Linked DNA regions of Homo sapiens: regions 1 and 3 are each linked to region 2. Evidence: chromatin loops called from intact Hi-C (ENCODE). Cell type or tissue: endothelial cell of umbilical vein. All regions are shown on one strand.

Evidence for each region. Peaks named below come from ENCODE experiments on the same cell type or tissue, not always from the same donor. Only the 100,000 strongest peaks of a DNase experiment are listed, where the experiment ranks them.
Region 1: a loop joins it to region 2, with 11 times the contacts of the local background. A loop is called at or near these places in 4 of 110 quality-filtered maps.
Region 3: it touches region 2 in a loop (5-fold over the local background); 3 of 110 quality-filtered maps call a loop at or near these places.

The regions. Positions count from the first base shown.
Region 1 is chr13:70,959,623-70,967,622 of GRCh38, forward strand. No RefSeq gene overlaps it. Among named protein-coding and RNA genes, the nearest start is that of LINC00348, 52 kb to the right of the region's middle. RefSeq lists an enhancer at 1-441. In endothelial cell of umbilical vein, CTCF peaks have their summits at 1,455, 4,712 (motif pointing left) and 4,917; a DNase peak (open chromatin) is centred at 1,419.
Region 2 is chr13:70,719,298-70,727,297 of GRCh38, forward strand. No RefSeq gene overlaps it. Among named protein-coding and RNA genes, the nearest start is that of LINC00348, 290 kb to the right of the region's middle. In endothelial cell of umbilical vein, no CTCF peak of the experiment used is centred here; a DNase peak (open chromatin) is centred at 4,634.
Region 3 is chr13:72,689,752-72,697,751 of GRCh38, forward strand. No RefSeq gene overlaps it. Among named protein-coding and RNA genes, the nearest start is that of MZT1, 34 kb to the right of the region's middle. In endothelial cell of umbilical vein, no CTCF peak of the experiment used is centred here; DNase peaks (open chromatin) are centred at 4,710 and 7,030; H3K27me3 peaks cover 2,040 bases.

The DNA of each region.
Region 1 (8,000 bases), 240 kb after region 2:
TTGTCAGAAATTCAATGGATTAGTACCTAGATTTATTTTAAGTCTGTAAAGCACTTTGTTCTTGACAGCGTTCAAAGTAGAAAGAGTGCTATCCTGAATGCGCATCTTAATACTGTCATTCCTGTCTTGTAAAGAGTAGATGATATATGGGCTGCAATATTTCGTTTTAATATTTAAAATTTTCACTGTGCGGATGCAAAGAAATATATTAATAGTTATCTGCTGTAACCTTATTGATCTGGAAAAGAACAAAGATAACCTGTAAAGTTTCACAGTGAAGCTAGTAAAATGGAGGCATTATAATTACGTTTTAGTAAAACAGATACACAAACTCTAATCTTTATACATCATCTTTGGAAAATATGGAAATTTGGACATCGCCTTTCTTTGTAAGTTAATACTGCGCATATGAAATCATATTTGATGGGAATTTTTAGCACATTTTAATCTAATTAGCAGTATTTACAATTCTGTAATTCCTTCAACTACATAAGAGTATTGTTTCTTTTTTGAAGGCTAAGTGATTTTACAGTTAACATTTTGCTGAGCAAGAACTATTCTAAAATGTTACTCCAAATTGCTTCCCTATAACTTCAGAGATTGGGGGCAGTTTCAGCCTGTAGATATGTTCAGGATTTAAGCCTGATAATCTTCCATGCATTGAAAGGATAAAAGACACTCTTGTGTAAGTTAAAAACAGTTTTCTATTGATATTGGAGATGTAGTAGAAGAATAGAGATATCTCATGTGAAGGTCAATCTTTCTCAATTCTATGAAGACATAAAATCTTATTTTAAAATAATAACAGTTACCTTTTCACTCAGCCTACATGGTCCATGAATTTCAACACAATTTGTTGAAATGTCACTCAATGAATTAACTATTCATTATCAAGCTCTAAGATTCTAAAGTGAAATATGTAACTAATGACTATTTATAATTACATATATTAAGACCATTTATTAGGCTACATGCATGATGTCATGTCAAATGGTTCATATTTGACCACATCTGACTCTTAAACTAAAATTTGTTTTTTAACACAAGTTTCTCAGGATTGTGAAGACTAATTTCATTCTAATTACAACTTTCATTATTGAGTTAAAAATATGCCTATGTTTCATAATTTCAGTAGAAAATTCATCAAACACACTGCTGAGAGGGTTGTGATTTGTTGCTTACAAAGATAACATAATAAGAAGGCCAGTAAATACTGTGTTTCAAGACGTATTTAATATACCCTTAAATGAAAGATCATATTCTGGAGAATGACTATGACTTAAGTAATTTTATATTAAGGAGTTAAGTTTTCAACTTAGTAAATTTTTTTGCTCCAAAGCAAAGCTCCAAAATTCTTTTGCTTTACACAGCTACTTCAAAAACCAGTACATAATTTGCATATTCGGATCAATAGGTGGCGCTTTTCCCCTTTCTGACAGTCTCGTTTTCAGAATCCTGTTAGAGTCAAACTTATTGTTACAAATCTTCAATATTACCGATAGAATGCCGAATATTCTAACTAGTAAAAGTTGATTTTTAACTTTTGCAAGCTTATAAGGTTTTAAATTATTGTCAGCTTTTAAAAACTATCCTTTGATACATCATCAAATTTCGTTACCAGTGATCATACTCAAAGAGAACTCTCAGTTATTTGTCCTGTAGCGATATTCAGAAATTATCACTCAGTTTCTTTAATCCTTAAATTATTCCCCACTTATCCTGGTAGAAAACTTCTGGAAAGTAGCATTTTGGAATACCTGATATAGGGTCCCTTCAAATACTGCTATCATGATAAACGTACTTTAAGATTTACAGGAAATTTATCAAAAATGAAACATAAATTTATATTATTGCAAAATGCTTTTAGAATACATATTTTAAAATAGTAAATGTAAGTAGAATATTTCATCAAAAGAAAACAGAATTTTGTATCTGGATTGCTTTTATGAGGATTTATTTATTTACACTGAGTCCTTTTAATTTAACTAAATCTGAGGATTACAAGCAATCAAAGATCTTTGTAAATGGTAGTTGATAATGTTGTAATTTGAAATATAGATGTATTTATAAAAATATTTTATTTAGAATAAATTTATCTAAATTTACACTAAAAAGACATGTCCATAAAATGTTTTCTTCTCACAAAAAGCAGGTAGTCACATTAAACATAGACTGTTTTTTAAGATAATGTACTATAGAAACATAGTCTTTGTTTTTGATTATTTAAAAGATGATTACAGCATGAATAGTGGTTTAAAATATAAGCAACATGATCACTTTCTAATTAAAATGACAGTTTGTATTTTAAAAATATATCTTTATTAAACACAAACATTTGACTACAATAAAGGCATTATTTTAAAGTATAACAAAATTAGGATGGCTATAGATCTTCACATTTTATATCTATTTTTATGTGTCTCATCTTGTTTCCCCCAGTTTCTTCACTACCTTTTCTTCCTCAGTTTGTTTAGGTATACACACACACACACCCACACACACACACATGCATATATATGCAAGCTGTTTGGGGAAAGGAATATATACATACATATTCTGATATGTATATATATATCAGAAACTCTTATGTTAGAAAATATTTTGTCAAGTGTATAACAAGTCAGAAAACTACAAAAAAGTTACACAAATTCTTTATTTGAAATAGGACGACATTTCTTACATCATAAAGCCAAATAAATACATTATATGAATTGTATGACACAATTGAAAGAGCTACATTTTTCAGAACATACAATGTTATTGCATTCTTCCAACCATAGCAAGAAAAATCAAATTTTACAACAAAAATGAGACTTATACAAGATTAGCTTAAATTTCCTCCTCCGAAGAAACATTATCATGTAAGTGACTGAACATTGTTGTGTATTTTGGTATCTTCTCAGTGGTATTGATTCCCTCCTAAGCATGACCGTTCCTGGAAACCTATGAGCAACTGTGAGTGAGGATCCAACCACTTCCCCTATCACTCACAATAATAGTGTTTGTTTGGTTACTCTAGAATTCCCTCACCTCTCTATGCTTCATCCCTTCTACTCCAAGGTAGACTTAAATAATATGAAGAAAGTTTATGTTTGCTTTCTTCTAGAAATTAAAGATTTTTTCCAGAAGAAATTATATTATGGAATTAATGATGCAAGAAGTTGCGTTGATATGAGGTACTACCTTTTAGGCATTTTAATTAAGCTTTCTATACTTTGAAGCTGTTTGGGGAGAGGAACATACTGCATTATTTTTTAATGCAAACCTTTGGGAGGTTCATGATACAGAGGCTAGACTTTAAAGAGCATTGCTCTTTATGTAATTCTGGGTTGTGCTTATATAGAGCTTGACATTATTAGACGACACTAAAAGATAAAATACAAATTCTATACCCTCCAAATTTAAAAGGATCACTGTAACTCTGATAAATGTCAAGTATCAATAGTAGTACGCTTAAACAGTCCTGAAGAGACAAAAACTGATATGATAGGCACAGCCCTGCATTATTGAGACAGCAATGATAAAGAACAACACTTAAGAGATTTTACTAACAGTTTAAGAGTTCTGGCACGGTATAGCCTGTGTATAATGAGGCTTCTAAACGTTCAGCTCACAGAACTAGCGTTTGTGGAGATAAAATACTTTACAAACTCTGTTTCATTAATCTTTACAATATCTCTGTGAAGAATTATGAACACCAATCAACAGATTACAGAGTGACAGCAGTAAAATATTGGATGAATTGCCAATCCTCTCAAAGAGAGCCCTGAAGATTCTCCTTACAATGAAGTTATTTGTTTTCCTTTTTAAAATACCAGTCCTCTAAGACCAAGTTAATATGTTAAACCCTACAAAGAACCAATATGTTTTGCTTTGTTGGGAAGAAAAAAAAAGTGACTTCTCGATAGAGAAGGCCTGAAATCACAACATTTTGAATTCAATAATAGGTTAAACCAATATTTCAATGCCAAATTACATGAATATACAAAAGCAAATCTTCTGAAAAATGTACTGTGTATTATGTGACTCTTTTCAAGGCCTAGTCTAGTGTCCATATTAATGCCAGATAAGAATTTCAATCTTGCAGTAAATTAGTCTAATCATATTATTAAATAACCCATTCAAGTGATTTTAACAGCACATTGTTTGCATTGTATTATTAACAGCCCTTCAAAGGGCAGACAACATCATCACCATCAATAAATAGCTATTGACCACTTACTGTGTATAGCTTGAATTTTTGAAAGATCATATTGTTTCCAATTTGTTAAGCTAATCTTTTATAGAATTTTTTCATGTTAACAAATGAAATTCATTTCATATCCATATGGCAAAAATTAGTCCAGGGCTTCTAAAAAATTTAGAAACCATTTTAACAATTGGATTTTATAATGTATTCAATGGTTTATGAAAACAATGAATATAGAAAGGAAATTATAGAAGCATTCAAGAGCTATGTAATAGCACCAATATCTGCTAAGTTGTAAAAGAGATATAAATTCTCCCATTTCTCCCCACCAATGTCCATACAATTAAAAGCATAAGTTATTCTGCTGTATGTATTGGTTCTGCCAATTCTGTCCATTTACCACTGCTGCATCCCCCGGCCCCTGTAAACAGCATCATTGTGTACAGTTTTACAGGTTTTAATTGTACAACTCTTTAGGAGACCATACACTTTGCAGTCTAGGAGAATGGCACCACCTAGAGGTGTGCAGTACACAAGCTGCACAATCAGACATACACACCAAGTCACCATCACCTCTCATCTGAACTACTCCAATAGTTTCTTATTTTACCTGCTTCCTCTGATCATTGTCTACTGATCCTTTAAAAATGTACAACGCACCATGATATTTTTCTATGTATAACCCTTCCATAGCTTTCCATTGCATTTCAAATACAATTAAAGTATCTTATCTTTTCAATAACTGTTTTTCTACTTAAAGTTCACTTTTTATGGTTAACCCTTTCATCCAAAATAACTCAAATGACACCTCATCAAAGAAGCCTTCTCCAACCACCCATTTTAAATGAGCAACTTTATTTCCTTCTATCCCTTTGTTCCATGTCTTGACAACTGATTAATTTTCTTTATGGCACTTCTTAAAATTGACAGCAAGTCTTATATTTGTTTACTTTTTTGTTATGAGTGAATGAATACAAAATTTAAACTTATGAATATTATTTTTTGTGCTTTACCAACATATATCATAATTTTATTTGGTTGATTGATAAGCTTTGTTTCCACTGAAGAAGATACTACATAATTGAATTATTATCATTATAAGGACTGGATGAATAAGAAAGAAAAAAAGAATGACCAGATGAAAACATGTAGTAATGTAATTGCCCTTTCAATATACCATGAAGCATTCATTGATTTTCTCAGGGCTTCAGTTTTCTTATCTGCAAAATGAGGAAGTTAGAGTACATATTCACTTTTTCCACTTCTGAAACTCAACGATTCTATGATCTCAGGCAAATATTTTCACTTTTTGTAACCCAGTTTCCTCACAGATCTAATATAGATAACTGTTCTGCCACTCACATACCAATGGCAAAGAGAGAAACTGATAAATGTAAAATGATTGGCATACACTAAATTGTCATAGAAGCATACTGGGCTACTAATGTTATTCTTCTGGATATGTACAAATCAAGCCACAGTGAAAGTCATTCCATTAATGTTAGTGAAACTTTCATTTGATTAGTCTATCAAAGTGTAGAGAATGTTTTCCTATTTACTATTTTTTATATAGCTTCCCACATTCTATGTACCACACAGTAAGTGTTATTATCCCCATGTGACAATTATAAAAACTGAGGTTCAGAGATGTTAATTTCCTTCCTGAAGTCACCTACATCGTAAGATTTTGGGTGGCAACTTTAACTCAAGAAGATTTTGAGCCCATATCTACAAATCTTCCTATTATATTAATGTTAAACTTCTAAGCAGCAAAACAATTGATTCTTTCACATGGCCATATTAAAAATACAGAAAAAGTATGGCCTTTTATCCTCAACCTACACGGAATGCATCAGTCCTTTATTATAAAGAACGCAGTGATACTATGGTCTTACAAAATAAAGGTAACCATGTAATAAATCTTGAATACATGACTGAATATGGACCACAACGAGAGAGATGAATCTTTAAGGTAACTTATTTTTGAAAAACTATCAATTGCTGAAGTAGTCTTCATTTTAATAAAGTTACAGAATTATACTTAACATAAAAAATGCACATAGCATATTCTGCCAATTACTTAATCTCATTTTAAAAAATAGTTCTGTGTATTTGACACCTGTCAAAAACTTAGTTGACAGACTTCTTTATTCAATATATTACATCTTCTAGGAATCTAATCAATGTGTCCAATTTACTATTCATAATTTGCATTGCATACTTATGGCTTTATTCCATATTTATCTTCCATTTTCTCATCACCAACTTTCAGTGTTCAATAGAAGTATAAATGGGAATCATGTTATTACTCCAACTATACATTTGTGTATACAACAATGAATTTATTAATTCACACTAAATTGGAAATAAAAAACTAAGAAAATTGTGTTAAATTTGAAACAATCAAATTGAAAAGAAAGATGTATGTAGTTTTACTGTAAATATTGTGCTAATAATTGTGCAAATTTGCCACAAAATCTGCCCTAAATAAGAAAAAGAGCCTTTATAATAATAAGAGCTGACAAATACGGTTTCTTATCAGAGGCAGCTACATAAACTGTGGGCTCCTATGCAAAATGAATATGCCTAGCTTCTTATTCAAAAAGCAGCAAGGAAGTATTATTAAAGGTATGTATTAAACTTATTTTCTGGGGACAGGCACGGTGGCTCACGCCTGTAATCCCAGCATTTTAGGAGGCTGAGGCAGGCAGATCACCTGAGGTCGGGAGTTAGAGACCAGCCTGACTAAAATGGAGAAACCCCATCTCTACTAAAAATACAAAATTAGCTGGGCATGGTGGTGCATGCTTGTAATCCCAGCTACTCTGGAGGCTGAGGCAGGAGAATTGTTTGAACCTACGAGGCGGAGGTTGCGGTGAGCCGAGATCATGCCATTGCACTCCAGCCTGGGCAACAAGAGCAAAACTTCGTCTCAACATAAATAAATAAATCTTGTTTCCTCGCTGGGCGCTGTGGCTCATGCCTGTAATCCCAGCACTTTGAGAAGCCAAGGCAGATGGATCACTGGAGGTCAGGAGTTTGAGACCAGCCTGGCCAACATGGTGAAACCCTATCTCTACCAAAAATAGAAAAACGTAGCCAGGCGTGGTAGCAGACTCTTGTAATCCCAGCTACTCGGGAGGTTGAGGCAGGAGAATCACTTGAACTAGGAAGGAGGAGGTTGCAGTGAGCCGAGATGGCGACACTGCACTTCAGCCTGGGCAACAGGAAGGAAACTTCATCTTTAAAACAAACAAACAAACAAACAAACAAGCTTGTTTCCTTTCTTTTTCTCTCTCCCCTTTCCTCTTTCCTCCCTCTCTCAAATTGTCATGGTGTTTTATTATTATTATTATTATTATTTACTATTTAATTGTTCTAAGGAAAAAAGCAATTAAAAATTTAAATTATTAACATGGATTTTACCTTTCATCTTTATATTGTTCAATGAGAGTTTAAAATGAAAATATCAGAGTATTTGTATGCTGAATTATTGAAATGACACAATTCTTTTTCTTAGTCCATGGCTGGAGGTTGTTGCCTCATACTGAGCAACAGAGACAAACACAAGCCAGATTCAAGAGGGTTTAGAAGAGAAAGAGAGGCTCTTCCCAGATAAAGAACCAGAAAGTACTCCTGGCATGGATATATTCCCTAGGTGGTTGCAGATCTGCATAGGCCCATGGGCCCATGCCATAAAACATCCAGCCTTAAATATCCTCCAACCAGTCGCTGGTCTCATCAGCTGTACCTAGGCTCAGAAATAAATCTGAGGGTGTAGAACCAGCCCTTTTCTCTTCCCACAGGTCTG
Region 2 (8,000 bases):
TAAGATTAGTTCTGTGTGCAATATTCCTAGTTGTGAATTTTTGGAGGTGCAGGGTAACTGTTGTTTTTTTTTAATAGATTTCATCAGATTGCTTTTCAGAAAGGCTACACGTATACATTTCTACTGCCAAAGTATGAAAGTATAATACTTTTCTATATATTTTCAAGGAGTGAGTGTTATTGCTAGCTTTTGTTGTTGTTGCTGGTCTGAAGCTGAAAATAAGTAACTTATTTGTATTTTAATGTTAATTTCTCTGACAAATAGTGAGTTTTAACATTTGCTGTATAATAATTATTTATATTTTGTTTTGCTCTTCTGTGGATTTATGAATTTCCTTTCACCATTTTTGTTTTATCTTTTATTTATTTTTCATTTACAATATTTTACTGTTTATTGTAAGTAACAATACTTTGTCACTTTCGCTGCAATGAATTTACTTTCCAATTTATGATGCATCTATTCATTTTGTTTATAATGTCCTTTGTCATTTTTTTAATTACATAAGAATAAATAGGTTTCGTTTTTTATACTTTTATACCATCTTGGTTATGTTCTTGTCCACTGTGCTTATTAGTATATTTGACTGTAGTTTCTTCTATAATTTTAAGTTTTCAACCTTCAAAAATTTATATATGTAGTATAATTGCATTTTATTTTGGTTTAAAATGTAAGATACAGTGCAAGGTTTATTTGCTTCTAGAATTATAAATAATTATGGCAGCACCAACTTTACTAAATCACTTTTTTACTAAATTGAAATACATTTTTGTTGTATGTTAAATTCTCATATTAATTTGGTCCTATTACTGCTTTCTCTGCATTTTGTCTCATATATAAATCTACTTATTTGTTTCTACACATCTCACTTTTCCTTTTCCATAAAATCTTAGTTATTTCATTTGAGTTTAAGTTTATAATATTTAATTTTCACCATCACCATCCCAAAATGCCAATCCTGTCAGAATGTTAGTTGAAATAAACTTAAATATATAGTTGGAGTTTAGAGAATTTCTGTTTTATGGCACTAAGATTTTATTCATAAATATGTTCTATATCACTATTTGGTCTTACCTTAATATATGGCTTTCAGTTACCACAATTTTATGTGTGTATGACCTATGTTGCTATGTTAATTATTTACAAAGTAGTTTACATTTTTCGTTGCTATTATGTTTAGAATAATTTTTACATTTCAATCTTAAGTGTTTAGTGCTTATGAGAACAGCTTAATGTTTTAGTATTACCTCATATTCAGTCACTGTAGTGAATTCTAGAAGATTCCTTAATCCCCCAGAGTATTTTAGGCTTCTTCAAACTACAGTATGTTCTCACCAGGAAAGGAATGCCTTTTTTTCCTCTAACATTTTATTTAGTAATACAACATATTTATGACTATCATATATTTAAATCTCATATATTTATATTTTTACTTTATGATGCAAACATTTTATTTTGTTTTTCATTCTATTTGCTACAAAAATAATGATGACAATAGCAAACAAATTCTGATCAAGTTCCTGGTATTCATTAAGATGAATTTACTATTTTATACTTTTAAATGATGTTTACAGACCTATGAATTTATTTTCCATCATTATTTTATTTTGGAATAACATGCATGTATATTAAAGAAATAAGGTAACTTCACAGCTATTTCCCTATTTGTAATACTATATTCTTTAAATTTCACATAGAACTCAGTGGCAAAATATTGTTATTCTAGCATATTTCTTGATTTCAAATGAAATTTTCAATTTTTTCTATTTTATTTTTATTATTTATGTATAATGGTATTTTTAGTTTATTAGTAAATTATTCAGTTACTTTAGATTTAAAATTTTTTAATATAGTGTTGCATTTTTATTCTAATTTTTATCTGTGATCATATTTGTTTTAATTTCCCTTAACAATTTATTTTCATTCTCTTTCTTGCTTCTTCAGTCTCACAAAGCCTTTAAATGACATTTTCATACTTAGAAAAAGACTGGTTATATTTATCTTTGCTCTTTTCCTATTTATTCAATTTTAGCTCTTATCTTTGTGAATTTCCACTTTCTACTTGTAAAATAACACGAAGTATTTTTTAGCTACTTCACTATTTTCTTTAACTTGATAAGAAAGATAATGTCTTCACATTTTTCTCTATCATTTAGCTAATCATAGATTCTTTGTATAAAATACAGGTTAATTGTTTTCTAAATAATTTGTAACATCACTTTGCATGTTTCTTGCTTCAATCCAGAAATGTAATTGGGAAATTCTTTATTATTTGTTTTAAATTTTATTAGGTTAAAATCACACATTTGGCCTTTAAAATACTTATGGTTCAAAAAATTTAGCATGTCTTATAGATAGATAATTATACATAGAAATACATGTAAAAATGGAGGTATATATGTATATGCATACATATGTATATTCTGGGATTTTTAAATTACATTGTTAATTTTTTTTGTAGTAATCCTCCTGAATTCACTGGTTATAGTAAATGTTCCATTATAATAATCTCTTCTATTCGTTAAAAAAAGCAAATTTTAATAACAAGTATTACAAGCCCTGTTCAGGTATTCTGGAGCATCAATAAATGCATAAAATATTGAAACAGATCTCTCCCTGCCTTTCTAATAGTTTTTGCTTCATTGACTGTGTTCTTTGCTCCAGACAGAATTAGGACTGTCACATATTCATAAATTGTGCCTTGTATTATTATATAATGTGTCCCTTTAATGACTTAGGTTCTTTAAATATTAAATTCTATGTGGTCTCATACTTAAGTCTTACTTATGTTTAGTTTGCATTTTCTTTATATATCTGTGTCTTTATTTGTACCTTTCTTTATCATGTTGTTTCATATGTTTCTTTTAATAAAAATATATCTATATTTTGTTTGACTTTTACATGTTTTCAGTGAAGAATGTTGTATATAAAGTAGTATATGCAATGCATGCATACACTTTCAACAATATAACAGGCACTCAACTTGAGAGGTAGAATATCACTTAGCAAATCTATGTTCCCCATTGACCTGTCCCCGATGGTCTTTATCTCCCTCCCTTCCCCCAAAGAGAATCTTTTTCACTGATTTCATCATCCTTCAGTTTCATTAACTTTTGAAAGCAGTTCATATGTGTATCACCAATAATAAATTGTTTATATATTATTGATTTATTTATACAAACGTCCTTACAATTTTTATATTCTTTTATGCCTTTAAATTATTGTGATGCTTCATGTTTTTAAGGTTTATCCTTGTGGATATGCCTGCTATGTAAGACAAATCATTCATATTTTCTGCTGTTGTTGGAATCTTTTTTGCAGTATTCGGCTATTACAAACAGTTTAGTGCAAGTCTCCTGGCAAAGAAATTAAAGAGATTCTACTTGGAATGGAATTGTTGAGGAATAAGTTACAAATATTTAATATTACTCTATAACAAAATAACATTCAAAATTGTTAAACAGATTTAAACTTCTACCAGGAGTGTGTAAGAATATTTTATTGCCAGGTATTTAAAACATTAATTTTTGTGAATATAAAACATCTTTTTTTATGGTTCTCAATACGTTGGAATTTGTTATGATTTGATTTATTGTCTAATAGATTTAAAAACTCTTGTTTATATTCCATGTATGCTTGGAAAGAGTGTATATTCTTTCCTTCCTCCTGAGTGTGTAATCTCTCTTTCTTCCTTAGTAGGAACCCCGTATTTTAGTTGAACTCACTGCAAGCTGGAATAATAGGTACACTTTCTTGTGTTCCTTGAGCTCATGCATAACTATAGATTTAAAGAAAATAAAAACAGACAAAAATAGCTAAGCGCTACTGGTGGCACAATGGAGTCACTATGGCATTCTTGGACTATGAACCTCTTAATGTTTTCCACATGAAAAAGAAATAAACTTTTATTTGGTTTAAACTGCAATCATCATTTTTTCCTGTCATATGCAGCTACTAATAGAATTATAGATATTAAATATGAAATTAAAATGTTTAAATAAAATTCATTTTGCTTTTAATTTGAATGAAAGGATAAAACAGATAGCTCATAGTTAATATAAGCAAACTTAAATGTACTCCAGTAGGTATAGAAAGCCAAAAGCAAACTGCATAATTACAGGAAAGGGATATATCTGTTAAGCAATTTAGGGTTATAGACAACAGTTCAGTAGTGTACGGTTTATTTCAACATCTGTTTGGGTTGCATTAATGAAAGTTTCATGTCAAGAGTGTTGTCAAATGAAGTAATAATTTGCCTTTACTCTGGTAATCAGTCACCACCTAGTGCATAATATGTAGCTTCAAGCTCCACATTTCAATAGGAATATGAACACATTATAGAATGTTCAGAGGATATCTGCCAGAAATGCACAGGGATTCGAATGATATCTCTCTTGGGATATTAGAAGATTATTAATGGTAAGGGAGCATTAATGAGTGATTTAGGCTCACTGTATTAGGCACTAATGGTTTAGAATTAAAACCAGTTGTTAATAATTTAGAATATATTAGTTTGAATTTAACATAAAGAGGGACTATGCAATAGTTAGGACTAAACAGAGATAAAATTAATTTCCACAGGACATAATGTGTTTCCTGTTCACTGGTGGTGACTTAGGCCAGATAACCACATGGTGGAGATGTTGTAGAGGGAATTCAAACATTAGATGCCTTGTTGGAATATGGGACATTTAAGGTTACTTCCAAATTCTAGAATCTATGAATTTATGGGACAAATATATAAGAGAAAAAAGTCTCAAATTTATAATCGATGTAGTGTTCATACTACTGTATCTAAAAAATGTATCCCTCAGCTTAATTACATTAATTGTTTCCTATACTAAATATACTTGATGGAGAAACTTTTTATTATGCCGAACACTGGATTAACTTTTTAAATTATGTGTACCTCTGCATTATATGTACCTGGCATATAAAAACTCTAGAATCAGCATAAGGAGAGTGCTTTCATTTTACAAATGTATAAAAATACATAAGGCTAAAATGGTATTGAAGATAAATATTACAGAGAGAACACAATAACCCAAAAATGGGTCAGCACAAACTATCCAATTGATTAGATGCTTGCAGAAAACCACAGCAAATGGCAAAATCAATTTACCAATCAGCTTTGCAGTGTTTTCTTCTAAACTCAGCCAGCTGGGCAATTAGGCATATATTTGGTGTTTTTATGTCTTTCATTGAAGAAAGCATCGTTTTCCTTTGGAAGCAGATGGTTTGGAACTATAGACTGGTCAAAGTTCAGTAAGGTTACTCTACTACAAACAGAGTAAATTGATGTGGCAGAATATGCTAGTTTGAATCTTTAGAAGAATTCAAAACTGAAAGAGAAAAGTTTCTGAGTTGATATTTGCTTATAGATTTTTGTAAGCTAAGAAATTACTCAGTTATATTTTAATGCAGTGATTCTTCATTGTTATTTACACAATGTTCCATTCAATTTACTTTTTTTGTAGGTTAATGTCCTATGGCTTATCTCAAGGAGTAGAATTTCAAATGATTATTGTTTTAGGTTTTGTCAAAGTAAAAGAAATAAAGAAATGAGAGTTCATGCAATGTTTTGGAAAACAAGCCTTCAAAACAATTTTATTCTGAGGTCAAATTCAGTTGTTTGAACTAAATTATCCAGTAATCAGGGTTTCCAGATGAATGTTTAAAAAAGATAAGGATCACAGCATTTTAAAAGGGAGAGTGAAATTAGGTATCATTTATTCGAATTCATGTCTACAAATGAAGGATCTCCTGCCTGAGATTTCAAAACTTGCAGCAGCATCACGTCTAGAACCCAAAATCTCACCAGGTTCTCAGGTGATGCTGTAATCTTGTAATCTTGTACAATGTCGTATCCCACATAAGGCAGTCATAGCATTAATTTCATGATGATGAAGAAAAAGAATAGTTCATCAGAACCGTAGTTGATTGAAGAAAAAGTACACCAAGTAATTGACCTTCCATTATGACATTAAGAAGGATTTCCCATGATCTTGCCATCAATTGTTCTTGGTTACTAGTCTGAGTAAACATCATTTTAATGATTGATAACTTTCTAGTTAATTAATCCTCAAAGATTAATCAAAGCCTTCTCTTTATTAGATATTTTTAGATGTTAGATATTTTTGGTGAATTTATCTGGCATGCTACTGTCAACATTTAATTTTGAGAGTCATTACAAGTTACAATTTATAGGAATACAGAAACCAAAGAGTAGAAACTACTGATTCGCTTGTTTTTCACATATTTGAGTTCTGAGTCTCATCTATATTTGTATGACTACAGCCCATATATATATAACAAGAATTCAACTTATGGTTGTGGATAAATTAAGGATTCAATGAATGAAAAGATATTTAGTGAATAGTACAGAAAAATTATTATTTAAAAACAGCAATTTTTCAATAATAAGTAAAATTCAATCACAACTATTATTTGTTTGTAAAAGTTTGTGCTTCACCATATAAAAAGTTGACAAGAAGGATGCTAACTACTGTGTCAGTAAAGGTACAGGACATAAAACAACTTCTTAAGATGTCAGTGAAATTAAGAAGAATTTTGAAGACTCAACAAAAAAAGTAGGTCCTAATATTCACTTAATACAATAGGCTGCCTGACCCTGGCTGAAAATATCAGACTTAAAATTAAAATATATGGTAACTCCAAAAGGAATAAATGATAAATTCCAAATGGACTAAATGTTTTAGAATAAAATGAAATCATAGGAGTATTAGATTCATCCATGGGGAAATTATTTTATAAGCTCAGATTGAGATAAGTTTTTCAAAACATGACCCAAAATTCAGAGTCATAAACTGAGAGATTGATATAGTTGACTATATTTAAATGCACAAAGGAAGAAAAAACAAAAATCTTTTGAGCAATAGAAAAATAATCATAAGATAAATGAAAATTGAGGGTGGGGGAAATTGAAAACATCACACAGGGCTAATTTCCTTCATGTATAAATAGTTCTTTGAAAAAAATATGACCAGTTCAGTAGAAAAATGGGCAAATTATTTGAAGAGACAATAAGAAGGAAAGGAAATACAATTACTCTTGAAGATGTGTGTAAAAACATACTTAACCTTATTCAATGTTGGGAACATTTCTAAATATAAACACATTGAGATTCCGTTTGTCATCTCTAAGACAGAAAACATACAAGTTGTATTTGATAAAACACTGTTCTGGGCAGCTGTGGGAAAACAAGTTGTCCTACATATTAATTATGGTAAGTGACTTGATGATATCAGTCAATGTTATATTTAAAAATTCTCTTTGATCTAGCAAAAACTTTATAGCAAAGATTCTCTCTTAAATGTGAAAGACATTATAAAGATTTATTACATTATTGTTTGTACCAGAGAGATTGAAAAAATATAAATATTCTTCAATGAGAGATGAATTAATTAAATTATGCTATAACCATACAAATTTCATAGAACTGTGATAACCAGTGAGGAAACTTATCTTTAAGTATGAACACTTTATTGAATTTATAGAAATCTATGGAACTTGGAGCTTTATTAAAAAAAAGTTCCAACAGCAAGAAATAGTCAATAATTCAGTAAAAATATGATACTATAGTTTTAAAATACGGAGATTTTATCTACATACATGTATATATTTATATGATCTAGACTTCTTCAGTTTATATCCTGCTTCTACCACTTAGCTCTCTGAGTGATCTCTTGTACAAGATATAAAAACTTTCTGTGTCATAGTTGTCTCATTAATAAAAAGCTGATAATAATGACACCAATATAATGAGGATTAAGCTCCAGACACTGCTCTTGGTACAGGAGCTATATGTTAGTTTCAGTGTCATAATAATTACTATTTCTTATAATTTTATATTTTATATATTATATAATATACAATATTTTATTATGTATTATGTAATAAATATACAAACACTTATAATTATCATCATGAATGTACATAAAACTATAGAAGAATAAATCAAGAAACAACTAATGAATTTTTAC
Region 3 (8,000 bases), 2.0 Mb after region 2:
CAGTATTTATAACATTGATATCAACTGATTTTATAATACTTAAAGTCAGTAAGATCAGTAAAAGAGGCAAATTAGGAAACCTCCTAGTTCTACTGCAATTCCATCACTTATGATATTTTAAATAGTTTTTGCCAGCATTGAGGCTTCTCTAAACAAGACTTACTGCTTAATCTAGATTTCAGGTTCACTTGATTAAAGATAGAAACACTTTAGAGCAAGAATGAGTGAGCCTAGATTTTATTTTACTTTGGGTTGCTAAATTTATTAATATCACGCATGAACCTGGAATTTATTATAATGCCTGAAATCATGCCTTCCCAGAGGTTGAAAGTGCTCCCTAACTCATATTAGTCATCGTGTGTGTGTGTGTGTGTGTGTGTGTGTGTGTGTGTCCGCCTGCATGTGTAGACAGTGAGACAGAGACAGAGATAGAGAAGCAGAGAGAGAGAAGAACAGAGATTTTAAGAAATTAGCTCAAGAAATTGTGGAGGCTGGGAAGCCAGAAGTCCTCAAATCAGGCTGGCTGGCTGCAGATTCTAGTAGGAGTTGAAGTCTTCAGTCTGAAAGCAGTCTAGAGGTTATGGAGGCTGAGAAGTTCTATGATCTGCCATCTGCAAGCTGGAGACCCAGGAAAGCCAGTGGTATAATTCAGTCTGAGTCCCAAGGCTTGAGAACCAGGGTAGTTGATGGTAGAAATCCCAGTCTGAGAGCAGGAGAAGTTGAAATGAGATGTCCTATCTCAAGTGTTTAGGCAGAAAAAAGGGGGCAGATTCGTTGATCTTCCATCTTTTGTTTTTTTCAGGCCCTCAATAGAGTGGATGATGACACCCGCATTGAGGAGGACAATCTACCTTACCCAGTCCGCCAATTCAAATGTCAACCTTATTTGGAAACACTTTCATAGAAACACCCAGAAATAATATTCAATCTGGGCACCCCATGGCCCAGTTAAGTTGGTACCTAAAATTAACTATCACACATGGCAAAATGAATTTTGGAGATATGATTGAGTTAAATTTTTTGAAATGGGGAGATTTTCCTGCATTATTTGGATAAGCCCAATGTAATCACAATTCATTGTAAAAAGGGTGCAGGAGGATACAGAATCAGGAAAGAACGGTGACAGTGGAAGTGGAAATTGGAGTGATATCCTTTAAAGACAGAAGAAGAAGCCACAAGCCAAGAAATACAGGTGGTCTCTAGAAGCTGTAAAAGGCAGGGAAACAAGTCTCTCCTAGACCTTCTAGAAAAGCTGCAGCTCTGTTAGCACCTTGATTTTAGCCCAGTTTGATCCATGTTTGCAAAAGCAGTGTATTAATAATAGAAAAGGTAGATATTTCTAGCAAAATTTTAGTACAACCTCTACATCATTTTTATTGGGATTTAAAAACATATACCATTATTTTAAATAAGCACTACACGTCTGCAATTACCAGCTAGTATCTTTGTGAGTGATTTCAGTTATGATAGCCATTAATCATGTATCCAAAAAACTTCAGGCTCTTGCCCTCTCATCATGTGATGCCCTCTGACACGTTATGATGCAACATGAAGTTCCTCACCAGATGCTGGTGCCATGGTATTGGACTTCCAGAATTGTGAGCTAAATTATGAGCTCTTTTCTTTAAAAAACAAAAATCAAAAAACTTCAGAATCATTTCTTCAAATTATTTAATTACAAATGGGTAGGTCAAATTTCAAAAATAATATTACATGTCTATTTGCATTGAGAGCCTATCTTAGTCTATTTGTGCTGCTATAAAGAAATACCTGAGGCTGCATAATTTATAAAGAAAAGAGGTTTATTTGGCTCACTGTTCTGCAGGCTATACAAGAAGCACAGCAATGGCATCTGCTCAGCCTCTGGTGAGGGCTTCAGGCTGCAACCACTCACAGCAGAAGGGAGCCAGTGTTTGCAGAGATCATGTAGAGAGAGAGAGGTGGGAGGTAACAGGCTCTTATTAACAACCAGTTCTTGAGTGAACTAATAGAGTAAGAACTCAATTTTTACCATAAGGACTGCACCAGCCATTTATGAGAAATCTGCCCCCATGATTGAAACACCTCCCAATAGGTCCCCACCTCCAACATTGGGATCAAATTTCAACATGAGGTTTGGCAGGGTCAAACAAACCAAACTGTAGCAGAGCCTAACTCTATTAGTCCATTCTCACTCTTCTATGAAGAAATAACCGAGACTGGGTAATTTTAAGGGAAAGAGGTTTAGTTGACTTACAGTTCCTCATGCCTGGGGAGTCCTCAGGAAACTTATAATTATGGCAGAGGCACCTCTTCACAGGGCAGCAGTAGAGAGAATGGGTGCTGAGTGAAGGAGGAAGCCCTTTATAAAAACATCAGATCTTGTGAGAACTCACTCACTAGAATGAGAACAGTATGGGGAAAACCAGCCCTATGATTCAATTATCTCCACCTGGTCCTGCCCTTGACATGTGGGAATTATTACAATTCAAGGTAAAATTTGGGTGGGGACACAGAGCCAAACCGTATAACTAACACACCACAAAACCATTGCTAAGAATACTGGTTGATATAGTTTGTATATTTGTCCCTGCCCAAATCTCATGTTGAATTGTAATCCCCAGTATTGTAGGTGGGGTCTTCTGGGAGTGATTGAACCATGGCTGTGGATTTCTCATGAATGGTTTAGTACCATCTCCTTGGTGCTGTCCTCATGATAGTGAGTTCTTGAGAGATCTTGTTGTTTAAAAGTGTGTGGCACTTCCTTCCAACTCTCTTGCTCCTGCTCTGGCCATGTGATGTGCCTGCCTCCCTTTTACCTTCTTCTATAATTGTAAGCTTCCTGAGGCCTCTGCAGAAGCTGAGGAACTTATTGGGAACTAGAACAAAGGTCACCCTTGTTATGCCTTAGCAAAGAACCTGGCTGTGTTGTGTTCATGCCCTAGGGATCTGTGGAAGTTTGAACTAAAGAGTGATGATTTATAGCATCTGGCAGAAGAAATTCCCAAGCAGCAAAATATTTAACATGAGGCCCGGCTCCTTCTAATAACCTACACTCAGATGTGGGAGCAAAGAAATGACTTAAAGTTGGAATTTATAGTTAAACAGAAAGCAGAGCATAAAAGCTTAGAAAATTTGCAGCCTGGTCACATGGCAGATAAAGAAAAAGCTTTCTGGGGAGAGGAATTCAAGCTGGCTGTGAAGCAAGTACTTGCTACAGAAATCTGCATAACTAAAAGAGAGCCAACTGCTAATAGCCAAGAGAATGGGGAAAATGTCTGGAAGGCATTTTGGAGATTTAAGTGGCAGCCCCTCCCATCACAGGCCCTGAGGTCTAGGAGGAAAGAATGGTTTTGTGGGCCAGACCCAGGGCCTCACTGCCCTGCGCAGCCTTGGGAAATTGCTCCCTGCATCCTGACCCCTTGGCTCGATTTGTGGCTCAAAGTTCCCGGATACAGCTCAGGCTGCTGCTTCAGAGGGTGTGAGCTCTTCGCCTTGACGGCTTCCATGTGATGTTAAGTCTGTAGGCATACAGTGCAAGACTGAATGAGGCTTGGCAGCCTCCATGTACATTTCAGAAGATGTATGAAAAAGGCTAGGTGCCCAAGCAGAAGCCTGCTGCAGGGGCACAGCCCTCATAGAGAACCTCCACTAGGGCACTGTGGAGGGGAAATGGAGACCCCACACAGAATGTTATCTTGTTTTATATTATTCTTGTACATGTCCTGTCTTAGACCTTAGATGATACCTTTCTTTTTTTTCCTTTTCTTTTTATTTTCTTTTTTTTTTTTTTTTGGAAACAGTGTCTTCCTCTGTCACCCAGGCTGGAGTGCAGTGGGGTTATCTCAGCTCACTGCAGCCTCCACCTCCTGGGTTCAAGCAATTCTCATGCCTCAGCCTCCCAAGTAGCTGGGGTTATAGGCACGTGCCACCACAGTTGGCTAATTTTTGTATTTTTAGTAAAGACAGGGTTTCACCATGTTGGCCAGGCTGGTCTCGAATTCCTGGCCTCAAGTGATCCGCCTGCCTCAGCCTCCCAAAGTGCTAAGATTACAGGCATGAGCCACTGCATCTGGCCTAAATTTCTTGATGGTAATAATGTTCTTATTTACAGATGTAGTGAACGTATTAATGAACACCTACTGTGAGCCATTATTATTTTTATTCATATTAACATCACACAACAAAATCACACAACTAGTCATCCTGGTGGAGCCAGGGCTATTATCTAGGCAGTTCGACTCCAGAAACCTGGCTCCAAACCACTACCTTATGCTGCCCTCTCATGTGTGGGCGCTCAACAAGTACTTGTTGAATAAGTGAAATTTAACCCAGGCAAGCTGGGTTAGTATTTCTGAGCTAAACACAGTTTCTCAGAAGACCACACAAGTGTTTAAGAGGTCACGAGAAATGACTGGCTAACCATAAAAAAAACAAAAACAAAAACAAAAAAACACGACAGAACCCCAAACTGAGACTCCAAGTTAGAAGGCTTGTCTAGCGCACCAGTTTTCATGCACCTGGTTGGCTAAGAGGGAAATCTTAGATGATGAATGGAGGGGAACACACAAAAAAAAGTGGGATCCAAAGCAATGGGCAGTTTTCCACATCATTATAGCCGTATTTTGTAACAATTTCTTTGGCAACTGACAGCAGGCATTTAAATCAGCTATTTCCTCCTCAGAATTCCTCTCCAAAGAATAATAATGGCCTCTGCAGCTCTGAAGGAAATGTAGCCCCTACTCGGATACAATCTTATCTGGGAAATTGCCGTGGTATTCGTCACAGCTGTCACTGCTCTGAGCCCATTAAAGATGTGCTGAGTGTAGATCCACAGGGTCCTGTGCTCGGAGGAGCCCTGCTACACATTCTTCCCAGGTTTCAGCAGAAAGACAAAAACCACTCGGTGTGCTGGGGGCAGAGTCTCCTCAGAGCTGGGTCAGCACGAGAGAGCCATTCGTACAGTCCTAAAGAAGTTACTCTATGGCTCGGGTTATAGATATAGAAAGACACTTGCAGTGACACCATTGAGATGGGCAGAACACAAGAAAGAATTTATGCAAAAAGCCCAGATTTTTATTTCTTTATTTGGAGAGCAAAAGGAGAGCTGAAGACCTAAAACATTGGGGTGAGGGCGTCGGCCTTGAGACTTTGCACCAGAGTTCTTCTCAGTTTGTTTTAGTTGAATAGTGAGCTGCTTCAACCTCTATTCTTTACAGTAAAAAGCTGAAAGTCTAATCCTTGATGATATGTCATTTAAGAAACTGGAGCACAGACTGACTGGGGTCCCACATTTAGCATCCAGTAGGACCTGAGGTGCCAGAAGTAAGACCAATAGGACTTTCTAAAATTTGGTTCTGCAAGGAAATAATGCTTCTGCAAATCCAATGTAATGTTTCTTCATACAAAGTACCCCAGATCAGATTCTCTTTCATTCTAACATTTATATTTGTTTTTAACCCACAGTTGCCTTTACAAAGAAACAGGCATGAAAAATAGCCTTCCACTCAATATGCCAAGGAAGATAATTTACTCAGAAATTACATTGTCCTGGAAACTAATTTACTGCACAGCTTAAATGTGAGCAGCTTATTCCCAGAAAGTTATTGACTCACCTTGACTCAAAATAAGATCAAGTATCTTTGCCATCCACAGCACAGAGTTTTCTAAGCCAGAGACCCCAGGACTGTGTATAACTTACTCTCTAAGATAGCAAGCCACTTGGAAGTCACTACGGATGTGCTTTACATCCACCCTTCTCAGAACACAAGACCCTCCCTAGATCCCTGAGGATTGTGGGCATTCCTAGCACACTCCAGAGTTTTACTTTTTTGTTTTGTTGGTGAGGAGGCAGTTATGCAAAGGTGGGAGAGAAGTGAGCTCGGGTAACACCACCACCATGATAACTGTCATGAAATTTCATCAATTCTTTCACTGCTTTCTGTTTGCTCACCCCTCCCCGACTCTCTCTGTTGTACTTTCATTGTAAGAGAAGAAGCCATGTCTCTGTTCCCACCACCATTCCTGACCTGGAGCGAACATTCAACAAACGTTTGTGGACTGAATGAATGATGGGACTTTACTCCATTTCATCACTTCCCATTTTCCATTCTCTATTTTTCCTCCTTTTTTGCTGATGGTTCACTCTTTATTTTTTTGGAAAGCCAGTTCTAAGATAAACAGTAGCAAAAGCAATAGCTGAAATAAAGACAAAAGACTTAGTTTCTTTGAACTGTTTTTATTTTACAATTTGATATTACATTATTAAATTATGTTACTGTTTCCTAACACATTTTCCTTTGTGTAACTCACTTATCACCATTTGGCTCCTTGTAGGTGCATAAAATAATTTTCTCTTTGATTGTAATGAACTAGAGTAAGGGTACAACTGTCTATGCAGCTCTACTCAAGTGCCTAGTAAAGTAGTGTAATCACAAATGTCTCTGAAGAATGACTGTAGATAAATGACAATGGCACACAAATACAATGGAAAAAAGCACATTAGAATTACTGGCATGCTAAGAAAAGCTATATACTGTATTTAACTTTTGTGCTATATTTACCTAGTCCTCACAGCTTTTATCTTTTTTTTTTAAGAGAACATTTTGAGTTTACAGCCGTGATTTTATCACTTTTTAAACTTATATTATTATCCCTACCTGCACTATATCATAATTAAGTATACTTCATTTGTACCCCCAATTAAATCCATGTGTAACATAAAAAATTACTCTGTATTAATTTTAAGTATATTGAATGCTGCCTTTTATGTAAAGGTCTGCATTAAAAGAGAGTATAGTAGTATTCTAAAGCCAATGAAACTCCATCATTTATATCTTAATTGAGATGTTTGGACATAGATGTACTTATATAAACACAAACTAATTTAAAGTTTTCTTTTTAATTTTAAGCTTAATATGATTAAATTAGTTATGGAATAATCAGTTGTACTATAATCATATTGTACTGTTCAAACTGAATGAAATATACCTCCCTTTATTTAAAAAAGTCTGCAGAATTGATTAAATAGATGACAATGTAATTTCCATTACAAGTGCTTTTTCTGCCATCTAGTGGAAAAATGAAATCCATGAGGATTCATAATTTATATGTTTTAATTCTATTGTCTTTTAAACTATTTAGGAAAGGCTTATTGGAAATCTCAAGAAAAGAAAACAAAACGTTGCATTCCCTCCCTATTTCTGATTTGGTCTGCAGGTAGACCAGCTGTGGATCACCTTAAGCATTCCTCATGTTGCCAAAGAAACTAAATACAGAAAAAGGTAGAGGGAACTCTCTTAATTAATTAGTTGGGGGGAGGTGAGTTGTTTATTTTTAAAGACTATCCATTTGCCCAAGCTTTTTCAAGGGCTGCCTTACTGTCTGGTTTTTGCTTGTGGAAGTATTTTTCTTAACCATTTAAATACCAGCTCAAAGGCAATTCCCTTGCAAAAAACTTGCTTGGTTCCTGGTGGAATGAACTCCCATGGCTTGCTAACTATAACTCCAGTTCCTGTTCAATGATTACACCATCCTGCCAAGTTCTATGTTGTAATTCGGTGAGTCTGTCTCACTTGATTGTGAACATCTTGAGGACAGGGAACATGTGCTGTTCATCTGTCTAGTCTGTGGTACTATTCCAGACAATGAATATATGAACACACTTGCTGCATGTATCATTTTAAATATGTAGAACTGGAGCCTACTAAAAGCCATTTCTAATATAGGGCAGCCAGGTCTTACATGGGCTATTCTGGGGTATATACATAGATTTCAGAGCTGGGATTTGACTAAACTTCCTAGCTCGGATTATTGATTCATTTTATCAACCCTTTTTTTTCCCCAGCATGTACTAGGTAAAATATGCTGCTGACAATTCCAAGAAGTGGAAAAGCTAGCTGCCATCCTTATGTATGAAGGCCCTGTTGGGTGCCTTTCTCTCTGTGTTCCTGGAATGATCTGTACTTTCTTCTATCATAGTGCTTATTCCTGTACTGCATGTATTGTCTCCATGAACTCCT